2 separate regions of the Mus musculus genome follow, and region 2 is linked to region 1. A link is a loop called in an ENCODE intact Hi-C map of the cell type or tissue named here. Cell type or tissue: left cerebral cortex. All regions are shown on one strand. Each heading gives the region's core, and the rest is flanking DNA. Links, peaks and the distances in the headings are about the cores only.

Region 1 (6,946 bases), core at 2,409-4,908:
CTTGCCACATACCAGCAGTGATGTAAAATGCTGGGTAAGGAGAAATGAATACTACCAATCTCAATCCTCAAAACAACCTAATCTGCAGGATAGATGCATCAATCGTAGTGTAGGAGGTACTGCAGTAGTGGGTCAAGAATCAGCCCTAAAATAAATGGTAATTGAGACTAACTAGTCCCATACTGTCTCAAATCTCAAATCTAGCATCTCTCTTCCAAAGCAGCCTCCACTGATCTCTGGTAAAATCTGGGCCCTGTCACCCCATAGGAACTACCTATTCTGTCCTTTCTCCATCATTATGTCTTGAATGTTTATCTATAACCAACTCATAGTTCATTGTTGTTAGTATTGCTATTTCCTATCTCTCTATAAAACCAAGTTTCCTGGGAAGTTTAGTTTAGTTTTACTCAATTTCATTCTATTTGATGAAAATCCATAACATGGAACCAGGGTTTATTGGGTATAAACAGTATTTAAAGAATAAATATATGAATGATGCTATCTAATATCTGGCAATCTAATCACTTCAAGAATATAAATTTCTTAAAACAAGAAGAAAAGGAACAACCATTCCAGAAACAGTCTTTGTAATTGCCTAGTAATTCAAAGTACAGCTGCTATACTTTTCTATGGCATTCATGGCTAGGAGGAGAAGTGATTACATTAGCCAACCTTTTCTTAAGTGACAGCAAGATCTTAGGGAAAGTTAACCCTCCCTGAGAACCACCTGATTTTTAAATTTTATTTCTCTGATGGATTCCAAATAAAGAAAAGTCAGGGTGAAAAATAACTTCAGAGACATCCATGTAAACAGTTTAAAAATGGACAGGAATGAAAGGAAACTGCCTTAATCACAATCATTTAAGGATTTAAACTGTCAAACAGTCTGTAAGAACTAAACATAATCTTGAACATAACTTTAGTTCTGGTCTTTAAGCATCACCAAAGCTTCCTGGAAAAGAAAACTTGGTCATTTTCAGTTCTAAATAATAATAATAATAATAATAATAATAAAGCCCCCGAAGTGTGTATCTGAGCCCAGTGGCAGTTGGTAAGGCTCTGTATTTAAATCACCTCACCACTTTCCTCCACCCTACCCTGTGCCAACAACTAGATTGAGGTTTTTAAGCTATAAACCTGGCATACTGTCTCCCCCCCATAAAATCATTTTTTTTGGCCATTACCTGATTTTTAAAATCCCTAGAACACACTACATCTAACATTTCAAGATATATACTAGTCTTTCCTAATCCTCATTTAAAAAACCCCAAATGTACCAGAATTAAAGTAATTATAAACAATACAGAGACAACCATGGTTAACCCTTTGAAGCTTGACTTATCTTGTATACCAGGACTTAGCCATGAGCATTTCTAATTCCTGAAGAATCCTTCATCTAGGCAGGTAGTGACGTCTTTGCATCAGATACCTCCTATTTTCTGATTATCTCCCGGTTACTGCACCTTCTGCCCTCTCCTTTGCATATACTTCATTTAGGCTAAGTTGCCTATAACTTTTCATGTCACTTTCATCTTGCCCATCCATGTAGAAGAGCACATGGTCTGGCAGCATGGTTTAAGGCATACAAAAGTGCTTGCTGCCAAACCTGAAAACCTGGGTATAACTCCCAACCAAAATGGAAGGAGAGAACCAACTCTACTAAGCTGTGCTCTGGCCTCCTCATGTGTGGCTTGGCATACACCAGCCATGCATACTACATACATTTTATTTTCTAAGAGTAGGGGATCATTAGCCCCTAGTTATAACCCCCAAATCCAAATATCTACAATGTAGTAAATAAATCTGTGAGGAACAATGAATTACATGGGAATTTCTAAGGAACTATGAAGAAGTCACAACAAAACCTAACAGTAACTTTCATGTATCACAACTTCACCTTTCCTATTCTATTGTGTTGCTCTTCCCTGGATGCTAACTGCAGTTTCAGTACCTCACTGCATTGTTACAATATGTGCATAACCAGCAATATGTTCTTGTGGAGTCAGTAAAACACTATCCTCACAAAATGTGGAGCTTTATCTCACGCAAGAGTTCTCTAGCTTAATGAAAATATTCTTTGTTCAAAAAAAAAAAAAAAAAAAGAAAAAGTCCACTGTTTCATTAACTTCTTAAGTTCATCTCAAAGAAAAGGTTCCCTTCTCCCATCCAGAACTGCTTGATGGGATTTTCTGTCTAGATTCTTGGTATAACTGAAATCATACTGTTTAAACCAAGACATAGCAAATTCTATAGTGTACAGAATAGACAATCTTCTGGGAAACTCTGTGAACAGATTAAAGTCAGGAGGCCACTATCCTCATGTAATATATCTGATTACATTTTCCTTAAACGTTGGGATCTTCATTCCCACCACCTTCTCTTCTATGCTTGTTTTACTTAAGCTATTGTTCGTAGAAGAAAAAACACATGAATTTAATATAATTGAATCTTATATTTAAAAAATACTATTGCTGTTTTAAGTGGGAAATCTCAAGTTAAAAACAAACACATCCAAAAAATAATCAAACATTATGAAACCCTAAGGTTTGAATGATGATATATGTATTTTTTCAATGGTGTAAATGGAAAATGTTCAAATAAAATTGTCACACCCAATTTTAATCCTCTTTCCACATGAACTGTAAACACAGGTCACTTTGACATTGTTAGTCACAATAAACAAATGTGGATTTTTATGTTGAAAAGTTAGCTAGTTCTGACTATGGCCATAGGGACAGGGGGGTATGGCAGTAGCCAAACAGAAGGTATTTTGATCAGTGTTGCCAAATTGGAACACTTATTAGACAACTATAAAACTTAATCACTGTTTTTTAATTTAATTGGAAAATTGTAGTCCTATCAATGTTTTAGGTAAATCTTGTGCATTTACTATAGTTGCTACTGGAACAACTTTAGAAAGAACTGTTGCTCTGATAGAATAGCAAATGGCTAATGGCATGACTTAGGATGCTGAAACTATTCTGTCTCTTCAGTGAAGGCTTCAGTATAACAAACAGTAGCTTTGATAAATACTAGCTATTTTGTTTCAAGTCTATAATCCATCAACCAACTATGTGCAGGTGCTTTGGGAATGGTTACCTGGAAAGCACAGGAAAGTGAAAGCTGTAATGTGACCAGAGAAAGGACAAAGGAGGGGCTGAGTAACAAAGAAGTTTTTTTTTTTTTTTTTTTTTTTTTGAGACAGGGTTTCTCTGTGTAGCCCTGGTTGTTCTGGAACTCACTTTGTAGATCAGGCTGGCCTTGAACTCAGAAATCCGCCTGCCTCTGCCTCCCGAGTGCTGGGATTAAAGGTGTGCGCCACCACGCCTGGCTCAAAGATTTTTAACCTTGTTGTCAGTACTAATTTTTAAAAAGAGAATCTATTCCTGCAATATTTATACAAGTATAAAAATTACATCAGTGCTCTGTGACTGGAATTCTCTCATCATTCAGCATTCATCTGAAACTGTAACATCACCAGAAATGGAGTAAAACTGCTAAACTAGCCTTTGAGTACCTCAGGTGTTATAAAATGATTAAATAACATAGTAACATCCTATGATGCCCCAGGCATGTTCTCTTAGAGTACCTATCCTTATAAGCACTTTCTGTGATACTATTATACAAACATTCTAAATTTACCACTCAACAATGTCTTCATTCTTTTGGTCTAATCCTTCCTGTAGGAAGAGGACAGATCTTTCTCTTAAGCCAAATGTAAAGTCCAAGCGTTTGTTGCTGCTTCTAGCAACCATAGCAAAGCTTAATAGTCACAGAAAAAGGAGGCCTTTTATGACATCCTAATGGATTAAATGATTCTTTCTCAAAAAGTAGTCTAGAGAAAATAAAAAAGACAAAGTACCAGCAGGTGTCACTAGAACCCAAAGCACTACTGCTTCTCTGCCCGACGGGGCAGAAATGGGAGTTTCACGTTGCAGGAGTGAGCTCAAGCACAGTTTGCAGTGTTGGTGGCTGACACTGCCACACAGTGGCTGCCTAATCTAACCAGGAAAGAATATGCAAACCTCAGCTTAAAGAACTGCACAGTAAACAGGAGTAGATGCTATAAATGATTAAATCTTCTTTGGAGGTCAAGAGCTGTTCAATTTGTATGTTCAGTTTTGACTTTTAGTAGGCAAGCCTGAGGGGTCACACTATGGCGATGCTTCTTGGAGACAGATTCAAAGTGAAGGCGCCCAAGTGATCATTCAGTACTCGTTTAATCCGTGTTACATTAATAATGATCTTAAACTGATTATAACAAATTAAAGAAGCATATTATAATAACTTTAGTGAATATTATAAAAATGCCAGGAAATACAGCATTAAAAAAGGCAACAGAATTAAAATGCTATGCTAAAAGTTATCTAAGATTTAAAAGGGGGCAGAGCTGGAAAGAGGGCCCAGGAAAGTGTTTCTTGTGCAATCCGTATGACCTCAGTCTAATCCTTGGATCTCATGGAAAGATGAAGGGAGCAAGAACCCATTTCATAAAGTCTCACACACATGTGTAGCAGGCATGCCTACTCCCTTACCCCCCGCAAGAGTAATAATAATTACATAAAGAGCAGAAAAAAGAAAGGCTAAAGAAATGCAAACAAATACCAAAGTCACAGACCTAAACTCAACAACACCACTACGTAGAGCAAGTCTAACCCAAAAGTATGAATGTGACTGTATAAAGCTAGACTCAACCTATATGGTTCCTCTGATTCATGGCTGCTATATTTTCTTTTGTTTAAGCTTTAATCTATTCAGCTTCTTTTTCCATTATACCCAGTTAGCTCTTATCAACTTGTGAATGACAAAACAACTATCACTGCACTGTACTGGCTTTTAAATTTTAAGGTCATAGTGAGTAACAATCAAACCTTATTTGCTGCATTAGATTGTATAATCTTCTACATGTGTAGCCATTGTGTGTACCTCTTAGGAGATCATGCAATGTCTTTATAAACTGCTGTCAATCAGTATTAAAACAGGTCATTGTCAAGTCAAGAATGCTTGCTGCTAGAGCTATATGAAGTCAAATAACAAAATGCAAAGATCATTAGGTTTTGTAGTGACCAAAACTGAGATCAATAAACATTTTGAGTTAGCATTTTGTAGCTAATATTTTTACACACAAACACACACACACACACAATCCGGCATGGCTCACAAATCTGTTATGCTTAAGCAACCAAACAACAATAACAACAACAACAACAAAAAAACCTCTACTTTTGACTCATTAATATTTTTAAGATAACTTATCAGGATAGCAAAGTGATAGAAAAAACTCAACATAATATTAATCAAAATAAATGCAATTTCAAGAGTAATTTGACATAATATCTAGTGTCAATATAATAGATTCACTTAAGTTGTTTATATGATACCTATTTATGACACTGCTTAAATATACTGTTACTTTCAATATAATACAATTTCAGGGCTACAAAAATGGACCAGTACTGAAAGGACATAGGTACAGAAAGGACATAGGTAAAAACCTAAAACATTTATGTTTGAACAGTAGTGTGGTAAAGCATGCTTCCTTTGTGGATTTTTTCTTATTTCTCAATGTAACTTTTTATGACAAAGAAGGACTGAGATCTCACAGCCTCATGATGCTGAGTTCTATGATAAGTAAGTATTCTTTTTGAAGAGATAAACATAAGGTGTTTGCTGCTACCCAGTAAGCAGTTGTTTTAAAAGCAGCAGCAGCAATGCAAATATTTCTCGGGTAACCTACTATATTTGATGAAAACAGAACAGAGGCCACCTTGCATTTTAGGAAATCTGACAGTGATCTCTCAGCACAGCACCAAGGGCAGTAGGCTAGGGCAGGATTTTTGTGGCTATTGTATATTAACATGACAGTGTTTTCTTCTGATGAAAAACAGAACCTAGGGGAGCTAAGGGAAGAGAACTGTGCTAAGCTTATACAACAACCGAGCACTGGCATACTTTGGGCACTGTCTTAGTGAGGAATGTTTTTTTCGTCATATGACACACATTAGATCTACCACTTTACCTTTTTCATTACATTAAAGGTAGAAACTTATTTCCACTAGAAAAATTAACTTATGAGGAAAAGCACTGTGGCAAAGGAACATCTTTTCATCTAAACATCAAAACTTCTAACTCAGTTCATTATTTTTCCTTTTTCCTTTTCATTACAAACACAACACATACACACACACAACACACACACAGAAGTTCAAATATGTACACAAAACCCTGACTGGCTCCAAATCTAATTGCTTAAGCCCAGTGCTGAAGTGTCCTTGGGTGGCTAGAGACAGCTGAGAGGCTGAAAGAATATGCAAGCTATGTGTTTCTGCCTCTTTTCCCACAGGGAAGGAAAAATAAAGCAACACTAATTACATCTTCACGAATGAGCAGTTACCTTAAAATTAGGCCAAAGACAGGAAAATTAAAACCAAATTGGTCAATTCTTTAACTGGTTGATATTAGAGGTGCAGGGGACAAAGAAGACTGCCAAACTGCCATGAAACTTCAGATTCCTCCAGGATCAGTTGGTTTGTTATCCTAGCTTTCTTTACTCTGATATAAGGCTGACACACTTCAGTAAGAGTTGCTTGTGAAAAACCCTAGTACACAGTCCTCTATGTTCATTTTACTTCCTCTGTAAAGACTTACTAACTAGTAAGTACAGATATTATCTTCCTGTGCTGAGATGTAATATAAACTGTCCAGAGACTGAGTTTGGATCTTGGCTAATTTACTATTTGTGTCACATTGGGAAACAAAAAATGTAGCAGATACTCAGCTTAAAAAAAAAAAGACACATTATAATCAGCTTTCACTACGATATACCTCAAGTTTCAAAATGTAAAAGGTATCAATATATATGGCATTGTTCTAAGTACTAGAGATCTGAGTTGCTATCATTATGATACATATACAGAGACAAATATAATTATTAAATATATAATTT
Region 2 (6,946 bases), core at 2,124-4,623, 140 kb after region 1:
CCAAGATACAACTTGTAAAACACATGAATCTCAAGAAGAAGGAAGACCAAAGGGTGGGTACTTCTCTTCTTCTTAGAATGGGGAACAAAATACCCATGCAAGGAGTTACAGAGACAAAGATCGAAGCTGAGAAAGGAAGGACCATCCAGAGACTGCCCCACCCGGGGATCCATCCCATAATCAGCCACCAAACCCAGACAGTATAGCATATGCCAGAAAGATTTTGCTGACAGGGCCTTGTTTTCTGTTCCATCTTTTCTTTCACTGGGTTGCATTGAGGCAGTTTCTAATCTACCATTTTATTCTGAAGTCCTAACATACCCCGGTATTTTCAACATTTTATTTTTAATTAAGGAAACTTTCCCCAATCATGTTATACCATTTCTTCAAAATAAGGTTTTAATTATTCTGCTTATGTGTATGTCTGCGCGCGCACACACACATTTGCATTTATAAAAAAGAGGACATTTTTGAAAACTCCTTCTTATAACCATTTCCCCCTTTTCAGAAAATATCCTTCCTGTACCCACTGAGAACGCAAGACCACCTATAGCAAAGAAATAGCTTCTGCAACAAAGCCAGCTGTCTTTGACATGAGCTTTCCAGGAGATGTTCTCCCAGACACCCACCAAAGAAGTAGCCATGCATGCTAATCTCATGTAGGAAGGAAATTGTGTAGCTTGAGTTCTTTAAGACTCAAATTATTTTACACTTTCTTCGTTGCTAGAATATTCTTTTCTGGCTTCTTTCCTATGAAATTACATAGTTCTTGCTATCCCTACTTACTGTTTCCTCCTTCTTTCTAGGTGTTTCAGTGGTGAGTCTTGCAGGGCTCAGCCTACCACATCTGCTTTTCCTTCAGTGTGCATGTGACTAGTTTACTCCGTGGTTTTTGTTGTTGTTTGTTTTCATATAATAAGTACCTGTTTGGCCCTGACCACCTGAACTCCAAGTGTGTGTATATCCAGATGCATGAGGTGATGCTTGGGCCATCTGCACTTCTGCTCTCCTCCTGCTTAAAGGAGCCTAGCTTTCTCCCAAGGCATAGACATTCAGCAAAGCCACAATCCATGTGGCCTGGCCTGAGTTTTGTGTCTCAGTAGAAGAATATCCACCAGTGACCAGAAATGTTTAAAAATGGTTGACATTATTTTCTTGTTGTTATTGAACATCAGGGAATAAGAGGGCATATACACAGCACTTAAAAGCCACATTTTCCTCTCACCTACTTTTTCTGTTTACCATGCAGCTACATATGTCCAAGTATTTATTTTCTCTGACAGCCCTTTAGCATTTTTCAGGTCACCTTCCTTTCTCTCCTCTTACAATCCCACATCACTAAAAGTCTTAATTCATCTTTGGTAATAAAACATTCACTCTTGGAGATCAGAGAAGGGAAAGATTTTGAAGGTTCTTTGCTGTCAAACTTTTCACCAAGTAGGGGCCAACAAAAATGTTGGACAGTCTTGTGTACCATTTCCCATCAATGTTGATATGTGTGTCACCTTACAGTGACTGATGAAAGTCTTACCTTCATCTTTTCAAACTTTTTTGATCAAACCCCTGGGACTTACCTGTTAGAGTGTCTGCCAGTGGAAAGATCACCTTTCTCTCTCCCTCCATTACAGGATGCCCTCTTGGTTCTAGTCACAGATAATTAGACTTAGACGTAAACTCTTACCATGGAAAATTTGAAAGGGGATTGAGAGGTAGTTCTCTTACCACTTGGATTAATATTTTGTAAGACCAAGTTTTGTTTGCACTGGGAGATGATGCAGGCGGATGAACACTCTATAGAGACTTAACTATCCAATCACTGTCAAGAGGAAATCCTAATTGTCTGGGCTTTCAGGGGTTTATTCCTCTCTTGGTACCCACAGTTTAATAGAATCAACCCCTAAGTTTCTGTTCCTTCAGCCACCACTGGAACCCTCAAGGCTCTTCAGCTTTTTCTGACCTCATTCCTTACCTTCCCTAAGTTTCTAAAATCCTCTCACCACCTCTTGGACAGCCATCACAACTCCATATTGTTTCTACTTTTCTGAAATTTTCCTTTTTTTTTTAGACTGGTATAGTTCTCCTCAGAAGTGACATTTTCTCCCACGTCCCTCCTGCCTCTTCTGGGAGGGAAGCAGACATCTTTCTTCCTCATTGCTGCTTCCAGAGATTTGGCTCACTCTCATAGAAACCTCTAGCTTGCTTTCCTATCAAATCCCTTCAGCCTCTCTTCTTTTGAGATTGACTCCTGTGTATCTGGCCTTTGATGTTGTGTGGGTTCTTCTTTTTCCACCCCTTTATCCCACCAGTTTCACCCCTATAACTAGATAGGAGAGAAAGAAGGATAAGGGGGAAAGAGAGTGATAGAGATCTTTGAATGTAACTTCTTTTGTTTATTCTTTGACTATAACTAACAAACCACAGCCAATACCTGAATGGCCAACAACCAACAACCCCACCTGTGGGGTCCTAGCTTTTATATACCTTCTAAAATGTTCCTGGAATTCCAAGTGGCACACAATTGCAGAAATTATCTGCAGCAGGCTGGCAAAACCACACCTCTTTGGAGCATGAGGCAAATCATAGTCAGCTGCTGTGGACAGTTCTAAGTATCCTTATATCACCACACCTGGGATTAAAATGAAAACACTTTCTCATAATATTTCTGTTTTTTTTTTTCAAAGAAACAAAATATCCAAAGTTGTCACTACACTCTTGGATCACTGCCCTTCTGTAGAACTTGCTGGATGCATGCTGCGTAACAATTTCAAAACCATCTCTCCCCACTCCTTTCTCCTCTTTTCCTCCCACAATGCCTTTTAAAATCTTATTTTCTTCCTTTTGGTAAAATAGACACAATGAATTCAACTTAGGATTTTGGGGAGAATTATTAAGTGATGTTCAGAATGCTTGCTGCATAAAGGCTACCTGAGGTGCATTGGAATAACTTAGCATTTTAAAATTGAAACTGTGCCTTAAATAAAATCTCACAGAGTGGGCTAAAATATGTAAATGTGGAGCTGCTTTTGTTGAGATATAGAAAGGTGGTGAGGATGGGGGAATCTCTGGAATAAGCAAAGGGAAGCCTGGAAGCCCAGAATAGAATTTTTCTCAGCAGGAACCAGAACAGTTAGAAACCCCTGGAAATGTGGAGATGGTTTGCTAGGGAAAGCACATGCTGCAATGGAGACCTGAGTGAAGATCCTCAGAACCGCCAGAATAAAAAGAGCCAGGCAAGCTGAGTGCACTTGTTACTCCATGCTGGGGGTGTGGAGATGGGGGTGTGCCTAAAGATAATTGATCAGTCATTCTGGTAATCTTTAAGTTCAATGTGAAAACCCATCTCAAACAGTAAAAGTGGATATCTATCTATTTATCTATCTATCTATCTATCTATCTATCTATCTATCTATCTATCTATCCATCTTTCTCTATCTATCTAACCATCATCTATCTATTAATCATCTATCTATCTATTAATCATCTATCTATCTATCTATCTATCTATCTATCTATCTATCTATCTATCTATCTATCTATCTATCTCATTTATCTATCCACCCATCTATCTCTGCTATATGACCATATAACAGGGTTCATCTCAGCTCTCTGGACTCATTGAACAGAGCCAACCCCTACCACACCTTGCAAAAAAGTTCACACAAAAGCAAAGCTGGGAATTCCCAGGAACTATGGGAGTGGTAAAAATCAACATGGGACAAGTTTAGGAAGACAGACAACACAACAGAGCTGTAGCATCTTGGAGAAGCAAACTAACACTTGGGCTAGTGATTTCATTATCATGCATTGCCACCTAGCTCTCAAACCCTCTCAGCTATTCCTTATCTATATAATGCTAGAGGTCAATGCAGCAAGGTAGCACTGTCTGCTACTGCTCATACCTTTAACACAGCACGTTATTTCAGTTTCTTTTCCTTCCTTACATGTTCTTCTTTCTTTCCTCATACACCATATCTTTTCCTCTTCCTGATACGTCTATTAAAGTCCAGAGGCTGACATGACTTTCGATATCTGAGTATCTCTTTCTCCTCCTTGCTTCTTTAGTCTACTATTAATCAAAACTCCCATAACTCCTCTCCCTTGCAAATTTTTCTTTGCTTTTATTATTCCTACTCCTGTATATGTCACCTTGTACACTTCCTATCCAGCAGCTGAATACTAATTGCTACTCTTGCTGTTAATATTTACGTATATTTCCTTTCCTTTCCTTTCCTTTCCTTTCCTTTCCTTTCCTTTCCTTTCCTTTCCTTTCCTTTCCTTTCCTTTCCTTTCCTTTCCTTTCCTTTCCTTTCCTTTCCTCTTCTCTTCTCTTCTCTTCTCTTCTCTTCTCTTCTCTTCTCTTTTCTTTTCCTTTGTTTTCTTTTCCACTCATGCCCACAATAAATGATGTATTAGGATACATGGTACTACCAAGTCTCTACTCTCTAAGAACAATTAACAAATGTCATTTTTTGTAGGTAACTTACTCTTACAGCAGTGGATACTAGCCAGTGAATAGTAATCTTGCTGCAGAGAGTCCTAAACCTACAGGGCTGGGCTAGGAATACAGTCTGGTGTTCAGAACATTAGTCTCATGGAGGAAAACATCACCATGACCTTACTGCATCCTTGTCTCTCCTTAACATTGCAAATATTTCCACTGAGAACAGAGATAGCCCAAATGGAATAAGAGCAACAACAATGGACAATAACCTAGCCCTAAATAAGTAGATCCCATTACCAAAACATAAGACAACATGAGAAACTATGACAATAGCTCTGCCAAAAATTATCAGTCTGATAGTAATTGCCATTGATAAAAGTGACATATGAAAATACATACATATTTATAAATATGCTCAAACCCTTCTAAGGTGAAACAATATTGTCTGGGAGAATACGAATAGCTAAGTGAAATAATGAGGTCAATTAGTGGAATAAAAAAGAGTTAAATGAAGAAATAAAAATATTGGTGAGGAACCAAACAGAAATTATGATAGAGATAAAAATATAATAGCTCAAGTAGCAATTAGAATTACACATACTGAGCAGGTTGTACTCAGCTATATACATGTATAGATTACCATATACATAACAACAATTAGGCCATGATTTTGAGAAAGAGTGAGATGGTTGCATGGAAGGAACTGGATGGAGGAAAGAAAAATGATGCAATTATACTATAATCTCAAAAAGCAGAAGAAAATACTTTTAAAATACTAGTTTTCTGTATTAAATGTTTCCACTGTGTTGAATGCAATGAATGTGGAAAGTGATTCTTTAGGCACACCAAGTTACAAGTTCAGTAGAAACCCTCAACAGTAGAATGGGTTATGTTGAAGACATAGTATCATGGTTTGTATGCTGTCAAGGTAGAGGAACTAGATCATTCAATTGAGGTTAATGCTAAACTTCTAAGTGTACAAATGGAACATGCAGGAACTCTGGGATTCCATGAATTGTGCATAAGGAAGAGCAAAATTTCATGCCCAAAGCATACACATTATTTATACAATAAAATCACAAGAGAAAATTCCCCAAATCTTAGGGAAGAGACTTTTATTCACATACATAGAACACAATTCAGACCAGTCAGAAAGGAGCTCTCTGTGGCATATTACTGTCACAACCCTGAAAGTACAGAACAAAGACAGTATTTAAAAGCTGGACGAGAGAAAGAGCAGTGCCATCAGAATAGCAACTGATTTTTCAACTGAAACCTTAAAATGGCTTAGAATGACGAATTTCAGACTGTGAAATATATAACTGCCAGCCCAGCTTAACATATCTAAAGAAACTTCTGGTTTTGTTTGTTTATTTGACTTTTCAGAGAAGCAAAAACTTTCCATGATAAAAATAAGATAAAGGAAATGTGGCCACCAAGCCAGCCCTAATGAAAATGCTGGGGGGATGGGGGGGGGGGACGACGACACTGTGGCCTGAAGAGAAAGATAAACACATCCACAAAGTTTCAGCAAGAAAAGAAAATGATGCTAAGACATTGGTTAAGCAAAGGAATTCTAAATAGTAATACCTTTCAATAGTAATTCTGAATGCTAGTTGTCTCAGTCACTTTATCAAAAAAATACAAACACGGTCTGGAGAGATGGCTCAGTGGTTAAGAGCACTGACTGCTCTTCCAGAGGTCCTGAGTTCAATTCCCAGTAACCACATGGTGGCTCACAATCATCTGTAATGGCATCCAATGGCCTCTTCTGGTGTGTCTGAAGCCAGCAACAGTATATCCACATACACGAAATCAATCAATCAATCAATCAATCTTAAAAAAAAATACAAACACATATTGGGTTGGAATCCTGTATGCTTTTTTTTTGTTGTTGTTGTTGTTGCCTCCAAGAAACAGATCTCATCATCAAAAATAATAGGTTTGTGGCATTTTGAATGGGAAATGACCTCCATAGGCTCATATTGAACACTTAGCTCCCAACTGAACTTTTCTGGAAGTATCAGGAGGCATGGAATTGGGCATGAAATTTTGTTAGAGGAGGTATGTCACTAGGGACAGACATTAAGGTTTCAAAGTACTCATGAGATTCCCAGTGATCTCTTGTCTTATGGTTATAGATCTCTTAGGTGTTTCTTCATTCTGTCACCATAGACTCTAACCCATGAGCCAAATTAAACATTGTATTTTATAAGGTATGGTGTTTTATCATAGTAATAAAGGTGCAACTAAGACAATGACCATACAATATCTTTCCTTATGTCTATGTGCTGTATTGCATGTTTTACATGTATATACATTGTATAATCGTAACATTTTTGGAATTAAACCAACTTGGTCATAGTATATGATTATCTTAATGTGACCTTAAATTTAGTTTTCAAGGATTTTGCTGAAAAGACTGTTTATGTTCATCATAAAAATTGGGCTGTAGTTTTATTTTTCTTTAAAATATATTTCTTATTTTTGAGATTATTACATTGT

Evidence for each region. A loop is a pair of places that touch in the nucleus more often than their neighbours do. Peaks named below come from ENCODE experiments on the same cell type or tissue, not always from the same donor. Only the 100,000 strongest peaks of a DNase experiment are listed, where the experiment ranks them.
Region 2: a loop joins it to region 1, with 3 times the contacts of the local background. A loop is called at or near these places in 7 of 42 quality-filtered maps.

Annotation. Positions count from the first base shown.
Region 1 is chr1:23,283,916-23,290,861 of GRCm38, reverse strand. No RefSeq gene overlaps it. Among named protein-coding and RNA genes, the nearest start is that of Mir30c-2, 4.3 kb to the left of the region's middle. In left cerebral cortex, for the core only: a CTCF peak has its summit at 3,895 (motif pointing right); a DNase peak (open chromatin) is centred at 3,927.
Region 2 is chr1:23,148,081-23,155,026 of GRCm38, reverse strand. No RefSeq gene overlaps it. Among named protein-coding and RNA genes, the nearest start is that of Gm30442, 28 kb to the right of the region's middle. In left cerebral cortex, for the core only: no CTCF peak of the experiment used is centred there; DNase peaks (open chromatin) are centred at 2,767 and 3,083.